Regions from separate parts of the Mus musculus genome. Here region 2 is linked to region 1. A link is a loop called in an ENCODE intact Hi-C map of the cell type or tissue named here. Cell type or tissue: heart. All regions are shown on one strand.

What was found. Hi-C counts contacts between places; a loop is a spot of excess contacts. Peaks named below come from ENCODE experiments on the same cell type or tissue, not always from the same donor. Only the 100,000 strongest peaks of a DNase experiment are listed, where the experiment ranks them.
Region 2: a loop joins it to region 1, with 2.1 times the contacts of the local background. A loop is called at or near these places in 2 of 42 quality-filtered maps.

Annotation. Positions count from the first base shown.
Region 1 is chr11:43,927,081-43,932,080 of GRCm38, forward strand. No RefSeq gene overlaps it. Among named protein-coding and RNA genes, the nearest start is that of Gm12153, 30 kb to the right of the region's middle. In heart, no CTCF peak of the experiment used is centred here; DNase peaks (open chromatin) are centred at 561 and 2,281; H3K27me3 peaks cover 227 bases.
Region 2 is chr11:43,863,649-43,868,648 of GRCm38, forward strand. It overlaps a transcript of Adra1b not described here. Among named protein-coding and RNA genes, the nearest start is that of Adra1b, 30 kb to the left of the region's middle. In heart, no CTCF peak of the experiment used is centred here; DNase peaks (open chromatin) are centred at 2,283 and 4,273; H3K27ac peaks cover 2,335 bases.

The DNA.
Region 1 (5,000 bases):
TTTTAAACCCTGTGAAATGTGAAAGAAAGACATTGGATGTAGCTGTTCAGAGTGCGGAAAGGAGAGAAATATTGTGTGCGGCAGGAGCCAGTGAGGCTGGAGACTGGCTCCTAAAGCCACTGCCATTAAATGACTCAGCTCTCAGCAAGCTTCAGAGTGTGCTGTGTCAGGGGGTGTCCCTCTGCTGTGGGATTAGAGGGGCAGCTGGTCCAGGAATGCACCATGTATCACTGTCATCTGCCCTGGGTTCAGCTCTGACACTGGAGGCTTGTGGATAGCACGGTGTGTAACACTGGGCAAGTGATGCAATCTCTTTGGACCGTAGCTTTTTTTTTTTTTTTTTTTTTTTGGTAATCTGTGAAACCAAGACAAAAATACATCCATCATTTAGGAACATTTCGGGAAATATAAGTATGATAGGATTTAGACAACACCCGACACCCACAAGGCTTATCATTAGGCCCACAGCTGTGTATCCTGAACCCACTTGCAGGGCCCACCTCTCCCTGTGAGCTTCTCTCTACCAGCCTGCTCTGGGTTATGTAACCACTTGGCTTTTGTGGCCTTCGGAGAGCCTGGCCACACAGAGGGTGTTCTGTGACCCAGTAGCACTCTCCTTTGGGCACACTCCAGTCCTCCTGAGCCAGACTGCATTTAACGATGTCCCCAAGAGGTATGGGGGCACAGTCAGGTTTAGAGTCAGGTTAGAACTTTGGAAGGCCACCTGAAGAATAGATATGACCTAGGTTTCCTCCTCTTTATTGGGGATTCAGTCCAATGCTTAGTTCAAATCACAAGAGTACAAGAAATAATCTGTGGGCCTCTGTGTGACACTATTTCTGTCACATTTCCTTTGCTCTTGTTGCATGTCACATCTGAGGCATGCCCAGCTCCAACATTTGGTCCATTCTGTGGTTGTGAAGACTGAGGCAGAGCTGGGAGTGAGTTTAAGTGTACAGGTACTGGATGCCAGGCAGAGTCAAGTTCCAATTCTGGGCTTGCCTCTCGGTCCACCTTGCTTCACAGCCAGACAGTAAAAAGCTGTAGATTCTTTTTCTTCTTGGGTACCTGGTAATGGTTTGCCCCTGTGTCCCACGACTTCATTCCCTAAAAGTGGTGTGGATACAGGTTTTTGTTCAGCTCATGTGAGCATGGTGCCACACATTAGGCTTCTGTTCCCTTATCATTTCCATTCCCTGCTCCTCCTGAGACCTACACTGCTAGCATCTTAGTTGTATTACAGATGGCAAAATTTTTGCTTCAAGTGAGGAAGGTGCTTAAAGGTAGGGGAGCAGGGCAGGGGGAAGGTATAGAGAACTTTTGGGATAGCACTTGAAATGTATATAAAGAAAATATCTAATAAAAAATAATCAAAAAAGAAAGAAAGGAAGGAAGGAAGGAAGGAAGGAAGGAAGGAAGGAAGGAAGGAAGGAAGGAAAGGAAGAAAGAAAGAAAGAAAGAAAGGAAGAAAGAAAGAAAGAAAGAAAGAAAGAAAGAAAGAAAGAAAGAAAAGGAAGTGGGACTGGAATGGGAGGCACCCATCTCTCCTTCCTGGCAGCACCGATTGTTCTACCCACAGTGCTCTCTGAGTTTGCACAGCAAACTTCTTGACATCTTCCATCTCCATTCCTAGAAGTTCCTTCCCTTGCAAGCCATAGCCCTTTACACTCATTTGGACCTACTCTTCTTTTGGTAAGATACTGCCGCAGCTCCTGAGCAGGTAGCCCCTGTGTGTGCAGGAGCAGTTTGTAAGTTGTCCCAGAACAATGATTCCCAGGGAGTAAGTGCCCAGTAAGTGAGCATAAAATGAACACAGCTCACTGTATAGCTTGACTCTTTCACCTGGGCAGTATCTGTACAATGGGGAGACTCCAACATGACTCTTTTATACCCTAGAGCATCTAGGACAGTTCCAGAAGGCTATGCTGTTAGTATTTGTCCCTGTAAAGCTATGTGTTTCCCCCAGTTACTCCTTTGCTCATAACCTTTTGTTGACAGTCCAGATAAACATTGGTATTCTGTCTCCTGGCTTTCTTATTTCCGTGTAGGACAAGAAGAAGTGAAGTCTCTGCATATTCCCTGCTTATCGCACCTCAGGGCCCTGTGCAGATTCTTGGTGAGGAGATACCTGACCTGAGAGGACACCATGGACTGAGTTCCACATCTCTGTCACAATGGCTCCTCTGACTACAGCCCGGTCCTGACTCACATGCCTGGCAGAGGCCCATGGGAGGCCAGAGCCTGTCCTCTCTCTGGATCCTTGGCACAAACCAGTGCCAACAAACTAGAGGAGGAATCTTTGCCTTTGAGGTAGGAGCCAGCAGGGCTGTTGCAGATCGGCTAAGAAAATAACTCCTCCCAGTCTCCTGAGGTTCAACCAAGGGCAACAGCCAGAGTGGGATGGGCCGATCTCCCTGGGAGGGCCGGAAGCTGCTGGTGATAACAGCGGAGCTCAGGTGAATGCTTTCTGGTCAGAAGCTCAGATGTGAAAGTCTATGACTATGCTTCTGTTGACAGGCTGGAGTCTCATGTTCATCTCTTGGCTTGGCATCTGCATGCTGTGGCTTACAAGCTGGGTGGGCAGGGGCTCGTTTGTACAGTTTCTTACAAGAGCACAGGTAGGGGTTATTTACAGGAGCACTTTATCTTGTTAGTGGCTAACGCCACCGAAGAGCATAACTCTTCGTCACTCCAGCAACCACTAACTGCCTGTATCACCCCACGGAGGGGTGGAGCCTTGGGAGGTCTTCATTCTTTCATAAAGGAATATTGATGGGACAAGTCATGTATGGGTCTTACACAGATAATTACAGAAGCTGAGTATTTTCATGTGCAGTGGCCACATCCTGTCCAGAGGGCAGCATTCCACAACATTCCTTCCTCTGTCTCTTAGATTCTTTCAATTCCCTCTTTCTTGGTATTCCGTGGACCTTGGAGGGGCTGATAAGAGAGGGACACTCCCTTCTGTTTCCAGGGATGAGGAAATCCTTTTGGTTTGATTAGATGAGAAGAGGGGCTGAGGACCTTTCTCTTCAGTAGCCCAATCCCAGGAGGGCTAACTGTATTCATGGTTCACCACCCATCTGTTATAGGAATCTTGCCCTTGAACCCTTCATCTTTAATGCTATGGATAGGAGAGGATTTGCTGCAACATATTTATGGTCTGGAAGCTTAGTCCCCAGTATGGTACCATCAAGGATATAGAACCCTTAAGAGGAGCTCAACCCACAAATGGATCAATGCTGCCCTACAGTTGTGCATCAGGTCTTATTAGAGAAGCTCTGTTAGAGAGCCTGGCCCTTCTCCAGGGCTTTGCTCCCTCTCTCAATACTCATGGTCTCTCACACATTCTCCTCCCATCTGCTGTGTTGGACATAGCCAGAAGCCCTTCCTCAGGGCTCGAAGAGATGGGCCATCCAGTTGTAAGCTCTCATCCTCTAGAATTGCGTGCTAAGTACACCTCTTTTTCTTTGTAAAGTACCTAGCTTCTGGCATTATGGGAATGGAAAGTGGATGGAGACATTTATCATCACCCAGTTAGTCTGAATTTAATTCCCTGTAAAGGTAGAAGCAGTTACACCATCAGGGTCACGAAAGTCAGCCTTAAAGCAGGAGAGGCAAATAAGAGGGGGGGACATCATGACTGGGAGGAGAGTCTCTGAGTCCAGCTTTCACAGTGGCCTCTCAGATGTCCACCTACTGCTTCTTAATCCCTTGAAAGGCTCCTCTCTTAGCTAGGATCTCATCCTACCCATTCACCTCACCTCATAAGCGTTTGGTAGGTGGCAGGTGGCTGAGACTTGGGTGTAGGCAGGGAAAGAAGTGTAAATGACTTGTCTGGATGGCAAGGAGGTGGCTTGGCCTTTTCACTTCAAGGACTCCTGTCAGCAGAAGCAGCCTCCTCACCCTACAAATGGTCTGGAATCTTTTTTTTTTTTTCTAGACAGGGTTCTCTGTATAGCTCTGGCTGTCCTGGAACTCACTTTGTAGACCAGGCTGGCCTCGAACTCAGAAATCTGCCTGCCTCTGCCTCCCGATGGAATCTTTTGTTTTGTTTGTTTTTGTTTTTTTACAGATAGGTTTTCATTGGGAAGCTTTGGGTATCCTGGAATTAGCTCTGTAGATGAGCTAGGTCTGCTTTTGCCTCCAAGTGCTCAGATTAAAAGTGCATCACCAAAAACAAAAAAAAAGTGCATCACCACTGTGTGGCTTTGGAATCTTTGTAAGAGATACTATAGTGTGTTTGGGGGCCAAGAGAAGTGGAGGCACCCACTAGTTTTCCTGTGGAATGGAATAGAAGGGAAAGGTGAGCCTGGGTAGGTAGCAAACTCTTAGGTCTTCATCTCTAAGCATGCCACTTCCTATATTGTGCAGGGACATTGCATAAAGGCCATGGAGATTCGGTGGCTTTCTGAGGAGGATCTCCAAGGAGATCAAGAGACCTCACAGTGAAGGCTCTTAGTGTTTCCTGGGATTAGGGTTCTGTGCCCTATGCAGGGTACACAGAGTGTAGCCATGCCATACTTAAGGGGGCAGTCAAGAAATTAGTAGTTTCATGACAGATAGAGCCACCCATCTAGTTCATGACTGGGAAGCAGAGTGGGTAGAGTGTTCTCACAGGTCTCATGTAACCCTTCACTCTGGCAGATGGAGGCTTAGAGTAGGAAATCAATTGAGTTCTTGTTTGTTAGTTTTAAAGAAAGGAGACAACTATTAAACTTAATTCTGAGGTTCAGAGTTTGCATGTGTCGTCTGGGTTTTGGTGTGAGACACAGTTGGGTGACAAGGGTTTTCTTCTCTGTTCCCTGTGTTCTCTTTTTCCTTGGTTTTCCTCAGATTCCCTCACTTTCGTGAACATTCTTTGGGGGTCTACAGCTGAGGGTGAGTAGAGAACACTTATGGTGGGCAGACAGCACCTGCCTGGCTTGTGGGGGAAGACACACACATCAGCCAGTCCTATACACAAAAATTATAACCTAGGGGTAAGACCTACTGCCTTA
Region 2 (5,000 bases), 63 kb before region 1:
TAGAAATTTTAATATAAACAAATCATAAAAGTAAGAAAATGTAGGTAAATATTTTTTAAAAATCAGAAAATCCTTTTTAAAAAAACATGGCACCAACTATGAATAGTTGTAAAAATATAAATAAAAATATATTGTGGCTGGAGAGATAGCTCACCAGTTCAGAGACCTGGCTCCTCTTGCAGAGGACCTGGGGACCTGGGTTCACTTCCTAGTATCCACATAACGGTTGAAACAGTCTCTAAATTCCAGTTATAAGGCATCTGATGCTCTCTTCTGTTCTTTGGGGTCGCTGCATAAAGGTCGTGCACAGACATGCATGCAAACACTCAGCCATAAACACAAAATAAATCTTAAAAATATAAGGTCTTTTATTTCAAAACTCCCACATTGCCAAGTTAAAGCACAAAGGTTATATTAAATTATGTCTTGAGCAGTGTGACTCATATTATTTTGATATTAGAAAAATTCTTAGAGATCAATCATAAAAAAAAAGAACAACTTTCCAAACAAAAAGGTGAAAAATATCTATAACTAACTACATAAGAAACAGTAAAGTGTCTACAAACCACATACCAGAGATATCTGGGTTTTTAATTCACCTTGCAGAGAGAAAGGAACAAGAAATAATCTATAAGTAGTCAGTGGCAGAAATGATCGGTCCCATGGGGGGTGTCCCATGAAAAGTCTCTATCATCAAGCATGTTGTTTTAGAACTGTATATTTAGATACACACACTTATCGTTCTGTTACAACAAATTGTTGTAGTCAGGACAGCCACATGCTGCATATTTTTGTAGCCTAGGAGCAATAGGTCACACTGAATGGTCCATGTGGGGTAGCAGGCAAGATCCTGAAGGTTCATATTAGTCAACCTCTATGATGATCATACAGTAACTAAATTATCAGATGATGCATTTATCTGAATGTATTTACCACTTTAAAGTGATGCGTGCATGAGCATATTAGCTGAAATCATGTCTGAGGAGGTAACTCGGGGTTCTAAGTGATTTAACGTTTTCCCGTATATCAGAATTTAGTCTTACTTAACAGTGTATAATGTGCAGTTTGAAGGCTAGTGTGTAACTGGGCTTGTTTTAGCAAAAGGAACCTGGGACCCCAGGAAGGCCCTTGGCAAACTTCACATAGATAGATGCCTGGTGTTTTTCTCCTATATTCACGGTACAGAACAAAACCTTCCCTGCTTCATGGATTGAAAATGAAGACTGCAAAAGTCCCAAGCTGTACATCTCAGAATGGAAGGAGCCACCAAAAGCCCACCTCCTTTCTCCACATTCCCAAGGAAGTCTTTACAAGCCTGAGCAATTGGATAAGTCTGATTGATCTAGGGGTGGCCACACAGACCAGTCAACTGTGTGGACGAAGCAGACCTGTTCTACTTGCCCATCTCCCGGTGTCTGTAAATAGATCCTTTCATCTGATAGGTAGCCATAAGGGTTGGCTGTAATTTTGGTTTAGAGTCTGCATTGTGAGGGTATTGTGTATGCTAGTGTCCACATATATTAGAGGGCAGAGGTCACCTTGGGCATTGATTCTCAGCGGCTGCTCACTTTGTGTTTTGAGGAGGGTCTGGAGCTCAGCAATTAGGCTAGACTGGCTATTGAGGAAGCCCCAGGGATCCACTGGTCATTACTTTCCCAGTCCTGGGATTATAAGCATGCATCTCCATGCCTGGCTTTTGATCTACAGTTTCCTACTGGCAGGTTCTGCAGACTAGATCTGAAGGCCTTCCAAAGAGTCCTGGTGGAATGTGTAATAAGAAAATGTAAATTTATAGTCCCCTTCCCAGTGACAACTTTGGTGGCATTTGGAAATGAAAGTCTTGGTGTGTGGGAAGTGTGCATTTCATTCCCAGCCTCATTACATGCCATGGGAAGATCTGAGATGTGTCTGGGTGGCACGGAGAAAGTACCTCACATACTTTCCTTCTGTGTGGCTCTTGTTAGTGACAGTAAGGTCACGTTTCATCCAGAGTTAGAAATTCACTCTTTAGATCATACCTGCATATCCAGCACCCCAAATTGATGAAGCGAGAGGACTGAATTTGCTCATGCTAGAGATTGCCTGGTGCAGATGAAGCCGGGCACACAGCTCACAGTGCATGGCCAGGATATGTTTTCTCTATTTGTGGACCATGACTCTGATAAGGGTCCTATTTTCAGACTTTCTGTTCATTGTCACCTGAAGCACTGTCCACACTTCTTGGGGGCTATATCCTCCCAGATCCCCAGCCAGTGGGAGATATTAAACCATGTTCTAAGCACTAAGAAAATTCCCAGTCTTGTGCATCTCACTGGGCCTGACTGGGCTATGGGTCTGGCTCTAAGAGTCTCTGTGGTCAGGGGTCGTTGAGTCACACACTGCTTGATGTATCTCAGTCACATGGTCACCACTGGGATGAAGCTAAAATGCTGAAGGTGGAGAGGGCAACTCTCCATGCACATTGGATGGCACCAGAGGAATAGGAACCGTGTAGTGGCAAAGCCAACATCAAAGCTCACCACATGTTTGGCAGCAATTCTGAGGACACTGTTGTCTAAATAATTTTAGAGTCTATAAAACTGAGGTCCAGAAAGGGGAAGGAACTTTCTAGAAGACAGAGAACACATTAAGTGAGGACAAGGGTCCTGCAGCTTCCGTTTTAGGCTCTTTGCACTGGGCATGAACCCTTTACAGCAGTGGTTCTCAACATTCCTAATGCTGTGAGCCTTTAATACGCTTCTTCACGTGGTGATCCCTGACCGTAAATTCATTTTCGTTGCTGCTTCATAACTGTAATTTTTGCTACTGTTAAGAATCACTATGTAAATATCTGTGTTTTCTGATGGTAGGTTGACTCCTTCTAAAGGGGTCATGACCCACATGAGAACAACTTTCCCTTCTTCTTCTTCTTTTCTTCTTCTTCTTTTCTTCTTCTTCTTCTTCTTCTTCTTCTTCTTCTTCTTCTTCTTCTTCTTCTTCTTCTTCTTCTTCTTCTTCTTCTTCTTCTTCTTCTTCTTCTTCTTCTTCTTCTTCTTCTTCTTCTTCTTCGATTTATTTATTATATGTAAGAACACTGTAGCTGTCTTCAGACACTCCAGAAGGAGGAGTCAGATCTCATTACGGATGGTTGTGAGCTACCATGTGGTTGCTGGGATTTGAACTCAGGACCTTCAGAAGAGCAGTCAGTGCTCTTAACCCCTGAGCCATCTCTCCAGCCCTGAGAACTGCTTCTTCAAGAGAAGATCATCTCTACAGCCCAGTGCTTCATTTCCTAGACCAGGTTTAATTTTCCCGAGAGATCATGAGGGCAGGATTGTATACATGTATAGCTGTGTTCAGGAATTTTCATAGATGTCAAGCTCTGTATATGAGTGGCATCCACTGACACTGTGCAGTTGTCGCCTGTGTGGGCACCCCTAGGCATTCTGGAAGATGGATCAGTTCTTCTGTTAAGATGGCAAATGTTTGTTACATGTAGTGACACTTTTGCCTCTAGTACTATGCAAGGCATCGCATCAATCACAGCAATCCTTCCTGGTAGTCCAGGCTTTGTCTCAGGATCTTTTTCATCTAAGCCCTCTGGGTTTTTTCTTTTTTGCCAGTTTTTAGCTGTAGCAGGCACTCACCCCAAACCTATTCACCCCATTGCTCAAAGTAGACCGAGCCTATCCTCAGAATGATCCTCTTCTAGGTCTCCACATACTCCCTAGTATTATATGAAGTAAAACAAAGTCTGGAGGAAGTGATTAGCACCTTGTAAATGACCAATGATTGATATTTAATAACAAACATCTAAAAAACCTAGCATCTTTAAAGACATCTTGTTAGAAGTAGTAAATGTGTTCAGCTCCTATTGTCTATATTCTCAGTCTATCCCCTAAGTTTCAAAAATAAATTAGAGAAATATGCTGGCAGTTACATGTTTATTAGTATTTCAGTTTACTTTCAGACACATACTACCCCCATCAACCCCCTCCTTCACACACACACACACACACACACACACACACACACACACACACACACACACACACTCACACACACTCCTTTTGGAACTCGGTATTTGTAGTTTTAAACAATACAGAGGAGTGGGGCAGAGACTTATAGCTGTGTTAAGAGTCTCTTTTTCTGTCTTTCTGTCTTTGTCCCTTGGTTTCCCTCCTGCTGTCTGGTGATATCAGGGTGTCAGGTGACTGACAGTGAAGTTTTGGAGGCAGCCAATTGGTTGTATTTGGCAGCCTCCAGAGACCTGTGCATGACTGACTGGCTTCCTTAAATGAGAGTTGGAGGCAGTGGAGTGTCTTGGATCAACCCTGCCTGAGGCTTCTCTGCCCGTGGTCTCCCCATGAGCCAGGTTGATGTGGGGGGAAAATGGGAGGGAAGGAGAAAGTGCACGGTGTGGAGTAGCACAGAGTGGATTGCAGCTAGCTTTGTGACATTAGACTCACCTTGGCCCAATCCACTTGCTGGCCTGTGCCAGGAGTTCCCAGTGTGGTCTGCATTGATAACAGAGGCAGTGCCGGGAAGGGACTGAAGTTTTACAAGGCTGTGTATATTTTTAAGTGTTTTGCAAAGATACCATCTTTCTATTTGTGGCGTTTCTTTCAGCCCTGTTTCCTTTTAAAACAAATTTTGTAAATTGAAAAAAAAAGATTTAATTTAAAAGGGAATTAAGCTTTTTAGGCTGGAGCTCAAAGCAATGGGTTCTGCCATGATGTCATCACACGCAGACACATGTCATTGTATGTTCTTCTCTTCCCCACTGACTTCCACAGATCCCTTCCCCTCTCTAGCTGACCGTCTTTCTCCTGCCTTAGACCTTAAAGGGGGATCTTGAGGACTAGCAAAGAGCTGCATGTGAGGGAGTCCTGGGGTGTCATTTGATGGAGGCTTGGGGAGCGCTGACCTAAAACGAGGTTCTGAGTGGTATCAGCTCTCTTTCTGATGCTGGGAATTGACATTGAGCACATTACTGTGCAGGCACCTGGAGGGGTGACACT